2 separate regions of the Homo sapiens genome follow, and region 1 is linked to region 2. A link is a contact called in ENCODE Hi-C data. All regions are on one chromosome and are shown on one strand. Each heading gives the region's core, a stretch centred on a gene start or an enhancer-like site at or near the end of the contact. The rest is flanking DNA. Distances are from core to core; before and after follow the strand shown.

What was found. Hi-C counts contacts between places; a loop is a spot of excess contacts on that map. Pooled maps may share reads with other maps.
Region 1: a loop to region 2 is called in a pooled map, with 5 times the contacts of the local background. The contact joins the promoter of KIF21A here to the promoter of LINC02406 in region 2. A Hi-C loop is called at or near these places in 1 of 50 pooled maps.

What each region holds. Positions count from the first base shown.
Region 1 is chr12:39,441,726-39,444,754 of GRCh38, reverse strand. It overlaps KIF21A (kinesin family member 21A), which reads left to right and starts at 1,635. Exons shown (of 38, transcript NM_001173464.2): 1 at 1,635-1,828. The coding sequence starts at 1,785. RefSeq lists enhancers at 965-1,024, 1,306-1,806, 2,625-2,694 and a silencer at 1,105-2,004.
Region 2 is chr12:39,143,619-39,146,953 of GRCh38, reverse strand. LINC02406 (long intergenic non-protein coding RNA 2406) reads left to right here and starts at 1,484. Exons shown (of 3, transcript NR_183477.1): 1 at 1,484-1,586.

The sequences.
Region 1 (3,029 bases), core at 386-2,885, 300 kb before region 2:
TCTCTTTAGTTTTCTTGTTAAATGTGCTGGGCCATTCTTGCTTTCCTTGCAGCTTTCATCAACAAAAGAAGCAAGGTGGCCAGCCCAGATCCACCCAGATATGGGCTTGCCAGGGCAGGGTGAAATGCAGCTCTGATTTGTTGATGGATAAATTTTGAGGCTAGGAAAGGCCCTCCAAAGAGTAGCCAGAGGAGAGCTTTCCCACCAATTTGATCTATAGAAGGATACTCAGCATCTCTGCCCTCTTTACCTCCCAGTTACATGTCTGTTAAGATTTAGGGGTAGTGAGATTAAGGGACAGAATAAATTTAAAACTATCTATAATTATATACCCCATCGGCCTTCCCATGGGTTTAAATCATCAAACACTTCTTGTTTTTCCCATAGTGTTGCAGCCTTCTCTGAGCCACACTGCTGTATCACTGCTGAACAAGATGATTAGGTATGTGATTGTAGATTGCAGGCATTTGAGGTAGTGCCTTTATTTGGATAGTGCCATTTAATTTGTGATACTATTTCGTATGAAGCCACATGTTTGTTTATAGAGATGTATGGAGCAGTCCACAAAAGATACTCTGTGGCAAAGCTAATAAAGGCTGTTTCCACAGAGCTATCTGAAGGCATGTGGAAGCACAATAGTGACAAACAGAAACCACAATGGGTCAATGTTGAGAGAATCCTGGGATTGGGAGGTGCTTTTTAAAGGCCAGAAGGGAAAGAAAATCAGTTTGGAAGGATTTACTACACAGCAGGTCTTGGTGGATATATTCAGTTCTGGGAACACTTGGCAGTACCAGGGTGCAGTTCATTTACCAGTGTACAAATGATTGAACAGAAAAGCATTCAGGAGTCTCGAATAAATCATTTCCATATCCCACCCGAGCTGGTAAACGGGCGATGAACTGTAGAACAGCCCAGCTGTCCAGAGACAGTGGACAAACCTGGGAGTCCGTTTAGCATGAATGACTGACTCCGGGGAGGGAGGAGGGAGGGCGTTCAGCTGGGGGCTAGGGAAGGGGGTCAAAGTCCAAGCTGCAGAGAGGACAATAAGGCTATGCGTGGGACACAAAGCCGAACCGCAGCAGCAGCTGCCTGGCTCCCGGCGCGCCGCTGAATCAAGCTTCGATTTGAGAAGGGACCTGGCAGCAGCGCGTGCACTAGCTGCTTCCTTCTCCCAGAAGAGCCTGGAAGGGCGCACAGGCTGGTCGCCCTCGGGCGAGGGCAGCCGGCGGCAGGCATCCCTCCCCCTCGCCTCCCTGCCCAGCAGCGCCAGGCAGTGTCCCGACGAGGGCAGGGCGGGGCGCAGGCTGGGGGAGGGCGAGGTGGGGCTGAGCCGCGCGGCGGCGGCTGACGCAGTGCGGGGCGAGGAGCCCGGAGCGCCCTGGCGGGCGTGGAGTCCCCAGCCTGGCCGCTGGGAGGCCGCGTCCCCACCGGAGGGGGCAGGGCGCACTCACCCGGCCGCCCTGAGGCCGCTGGCGGCCTGTTGGCTTCTCCACAGGCGCGCTCGCCGTTCAAGCGCGCTTTGTCCCCGCCCCAGATCCTGGGGGGTGAGCGGTGGAGAAGGGGCGGGCGCCCGCGAGCCGTGAATCACCTCCTCCTCTTGCTGCCTCAGCGCCGCCGCCACCTTTCCATTCAGTCGCCCAACATGGCTGGAGCGCGGCGGAGGTGAGCCGGCCGCCCGCCCGCAGACGCCCCAGCCTACTGCGCCCGAGTCCCGCGGCCCCAGTGGCGCCTCAGCTCTGCGGTGCCGAGGCCCAACGGCTCGATCGCTGCCCGCCGCCAGCATGTTGGGCGCCCCGGACGAGAGCTCCGTGCGGGTGGCTGTCAGGTGAGGACAGTCTGCCGGCGGCGGGCGGCGGGCGGCGGGTTGAGGGCGCGGCAAGGACCTGGCTGTGGCGCGGAGCACCGGCTACCGGGGTGGAGCGACCTGAGGGGCGTCCCGGCCGGGTTCTGCGGCTGAGGAAACTGAGGCAGTGAGTCCCCGCTGGCCTGGCACGCGCGGCCGGGTGCTGGCAGGGCGACTGCGCCGCCCTCACGCCGTCTGTGTTTGCAGGTGGCTGGCGGCTGCGCGGCGCCGGGTCCCTGGGGGGCGTCTTGACTTCTCTGGGGGAAAAGCCCTCGTCACTCCCCTCCGTCCCCTCGCGGGATCAGTCACCTCAGGTCTGGCCGCCTTGGGCTATCGCCTGTCCGGGAGGAGCTGCCTGTGCGCGGGGCTGTGGTGTTCTTTTTTATTAGTTCTAGAATGTCTGTCATACGTGTCCATGCAGCTCCGGCCTTCCCAGGCAGGAGACAAAGCATCTGACTATCAGCGCCGGCGACCGCAGGGCCCGCCGCGCGCCCACTCGGGTTCTGATGTCTGTGCAAATGAGACATCTTTTTCAGCATCACGGGGATCTAGACATGCCCCCGCGTGTGGGTAGAGGAGACAGATCTAGCCTCTTGGGTGTTGGAATGGGAGTGGAATTTAAGGTAAAATCCACTGGGGAGAGGTCTACAGAAGGAGGAAAACTCTTTAGCCAGAGGAAGGGTGAAATGGGTGACTGTGTGAAACATACTGACATTAGGCAGGGTGGATACAATGTAATCGTAACGTTACCCAGGCCAGGGTGTGAGTCTGGAAATACTAGGTACATCCTAGTATTGAAATTATATTTCGGCCAATGACAGGCACGAGTATTCGATGTAATTTCGGCTGTTTTGATACTTATCAAGAAGGAAAGCTCTGATAGTTGCTCATGGAAAATTGCAACATCATCACACTGTGTGAAAAATTAATGAAGCATTCATCCTAGAGTAAGTGCGTGGCTTTCACAGCTCTGAGAGTCTACTGTTAATTCACTTCTCCTTATTTATGCTTTAAGGATTATAAAAATAATCTACACTCCAAGGAATTAGGAACTATTAACAATCTCCCAGTCTTGTAGTCTTTCCAGAAAATTATTCTAAAAATTCTCCCCTCTAAACATTTCTATAGTTACTATTTTAGTGACACATCTTGGGTCAGGCATAGTAATGGCTGTTTCGTATAC
Region 2 (3,335 bases), core at 235-2,734:
TCAGTATTTTTCCCAAAATTATTACTTACAGTCATTGAAAATGTTAACTATCATGTTTAACTTGTAATTGCTTGTTGAAAGGAAAGAATATGAAAATGGTTAGAGTACATTGCAAATGTAGCTAGCAGTGTTTGTAATAAGGCTGAGATTCTGATGGATTTGCATAGAATTTGAATTACAAGTTACCTCCTTATAAAAGGTAAATTCTACATTTTATAAAGGCATATACATTTGATAGTAAATATTCTAAATTAATTGCAAATGTTAGCTTATTGAGTCCTCACTAACAAGAGCTATTATCTCATTTGACAGAGGATGTAATTGAGGTGCAGAAAGGTGAAGTGACTTGCCCAAGGTCACACATTTTGTAAGAGGTGAAGGTAGAACTGCAACCCAGGTTGCCCAGCCTGAAAGTCCGATCACTAACAGAAGTTTCCCACCCATCCCTAATCGACAAATTCGCAGTACAATAGAAAATCGTGGGTTTAGTTTAGTTTTTTTTTTTTCTTTTTTTCTTTTTTGAGACGGAGTTTCGCTCTTGTTGCCCAGGCTGGAGTGCAATGGCGCGATCTCGGCTCACCGCAACCTCCGCTTCCCGGGTTCAAGTGATTCTCCTGCCTCAGCCTTCCGAGTAGCTGGGATTACAGGCATGTGCCACCACGCCCAGCTAATTTTGTATTTTTAGTAGAGACGAATTTCTCCATGTTGGTCAGGCTGGTATCGAACTCCCGACCTCAGGTGATCCGCCCGCCTCGGCCTCCCAAAGTGCTGGGATTACAGGCCTGAGCCATTGCGCTCAGCCTCAGAAAATCGTGTTTTTAAAGCTCTTTCAGTTGTAATACATTACAGTTCTGTGAGGAGGAGAGCTCTGAGTGCTTACTCGGCATCAGGCAATTTGTGCTATATGCCCATATCTTCCAAATAACCTTATGAGATCAGTACTGTTATTATCCATGTTGTACATGTGAGGAAAATGAGGAACAGAGAATGGAAATAATTTTCTAAGCATCTCATAACCAACCGACGGTGGATTCAAGCCTATAAAATCGGATTGCAGTCTATATAGCTTGTCTCTTAAGCCTTGTGCGTCAGAACTATTATTATAAATCTTTTAATATGCAAAAGCAAAACAAACATGAAACTAAATGGAGGTATTATAGAATTGGGGAAATGGAGAGAGGTGGAAGAGGGCTTTCCGTGTGCAGTAGCAAGAGAAGTGGCAGCAGCTGGCAGTGAGTGGATTAAAATGTTACCACGGAACGCGCCTTTTTAACTCTGGCCTTGAAATCCTGTCAGCGCGCTTCCCAGAGCCTTGCACCAGGTTGGGTGGACCGGATGGACACCCTCGGTGTCGCCTGCTCTCCATCGCCCCTGGTGCCGGCGTCCGCCACTGTCGGGACTTTGGCGCCGGGACCGGCGGGGTTAAGGCGCCGGCGCTGGAGGCGGCGAGTTCGCGACCTTCCGGGGCGGCGGACCACCCCGCACACGCGTCCTCAGCGCCGGACCCTGAGCCGGCCGCGAACACGGATCCGACGTCAAGAACTGGGCACTTCCCGCTCCGTTTTGTCCGTGCCCCTCGGTGCTGGGTGAGGTCCTCCAGCACCAGGAGGCGGGAACGGGAGTGACTCGGGTGCTGAAGCGGGACGAATTGGGGGCGGTCGAATCCACCTGCTTCGCCGGCGCTGGCTCGGGGCACTCCGAGTGGGCGCGCGCTTTCGCGCCGGGGTCGTCTGAAGGTCGCGGACTCTGTCCCGCTCTGGAGTTTGTGGCGGGTTTGGGCGTGGGTGTGGGTAGGAGGTCCCTTCATGAAGCCCCGAAGAGCAAGAGGGACATAAGTTGGCGCCTTTCTCTTCCACTCTTGTTTTAAAAAAGAGAGTCGCGGCGTGCAAATGGGGGCAGGCGGGGAAACCACGCTCAAAACCGGGTTCTCTCCTGGGCTGTAGTGATAAGGGCCGCGGAACCCCACCCCCCTCCCCAGAATGTGCCCCAGGGCTCGGGGCCGGCTTCTGTGGCGGCCTCTCCGGGACCGGCTGGGCCGCCCAGGCCCGCCCCTCCCCAGTCCCGGCGCCCTGGGCCCTCTGTTTGCAGGCGTCGCGACTTGCAGCCAGGGCACGTGGGGCAGGTGCGGATTCTGTCGCTAGAGACCTAGTCGCCTCCCTCCTACTGCCTTTCCCGCGAGCGGGGCAGGTGGCGCAAGGTCCGCTCCCACTTGGACCCCCAGTTCGCGGCCAGGGGGCTGAGCCGGGGTAGCTCGGCGTTGAGTGGGGACCCGGTCGGCTGCCGCCGGGGTGAGCGGTCGGTCCTGGAACCTGCGAACGTTCGGGAGCACAACCCAGTCCCGGGAAACCGCTGCTTAACCTCCGTCTCCTGCGTTTTAGATCCTCTTTTGACTGTCCCACATCTGATACTCCTTACTGTATTGCACACTTCAGCATTTGTTGAGAGGGTAATCTCATATTAAGTGTTCTTACCACCATACAAGAAAATAGAAAGTCATGTTCACTGTTTCATCTCCAATTTTAGGGATCTATACCTGACATAATTTAAATATCCAAACTAAAACAGTATCTTGGTGACTATTCAGAGGGATGCACTGACTCGCTGAACGCTAGAATTTTTCTATGTTCCACAGTCTGTGGAAGATGCAACGATCCCTTTTCAGAAAACTAAATCTAAGAGGTATTAAACAGCCTATGTTATGACTAATTACACTGACAGCTTGCAATGATGGGGCGTGGGGGAAAGAAGACATTATAATGGACTGAGGTCCTTTGAGAACATGACAAAGAAGGGAGGGAGTTGAACACCTGGAAGTCCAGTTCGGGAAGGATGTGCCTGATAGAAGTTGATCCAAACCAGGGGGAGCAGGCTCCAGGGAAGATGAGGAGGGGTAAGGTGGCCACTGAAAGCGACTTTTTGGAGGTGTGTTTTAGACTCAGGTTCCTCCATAGCCTTTTTATTTTTAAAACATATTTACTCTGTTCATTTCTTTCTCTTAATAACTGTTACCTCTGTCCAAACAACAATAACTTTGCATCAAATAATATTTACGTGCACTTTACAGATTTTCTAAAAGTCATAATGGCTTATTGCTACAATCTGCATTAATTCTTCACAAAGGAGATAAATGTAACAATAGTTTATCAAAGCAAGAGTGTTTTGTTGTTGTTGTTGTTGTTGTTGTTGTTGTTTTAATACAATTGGCCCTCTGTATCCGTGGTTCTGCATTGTGGATTCAACTAACCAGGGCTGGAAAATATTCGGAGGAAAAAAAAATAATACAATTAAAAACAAAAAATACAGTATAACAACTATTTCCACAGCATTTACATTGT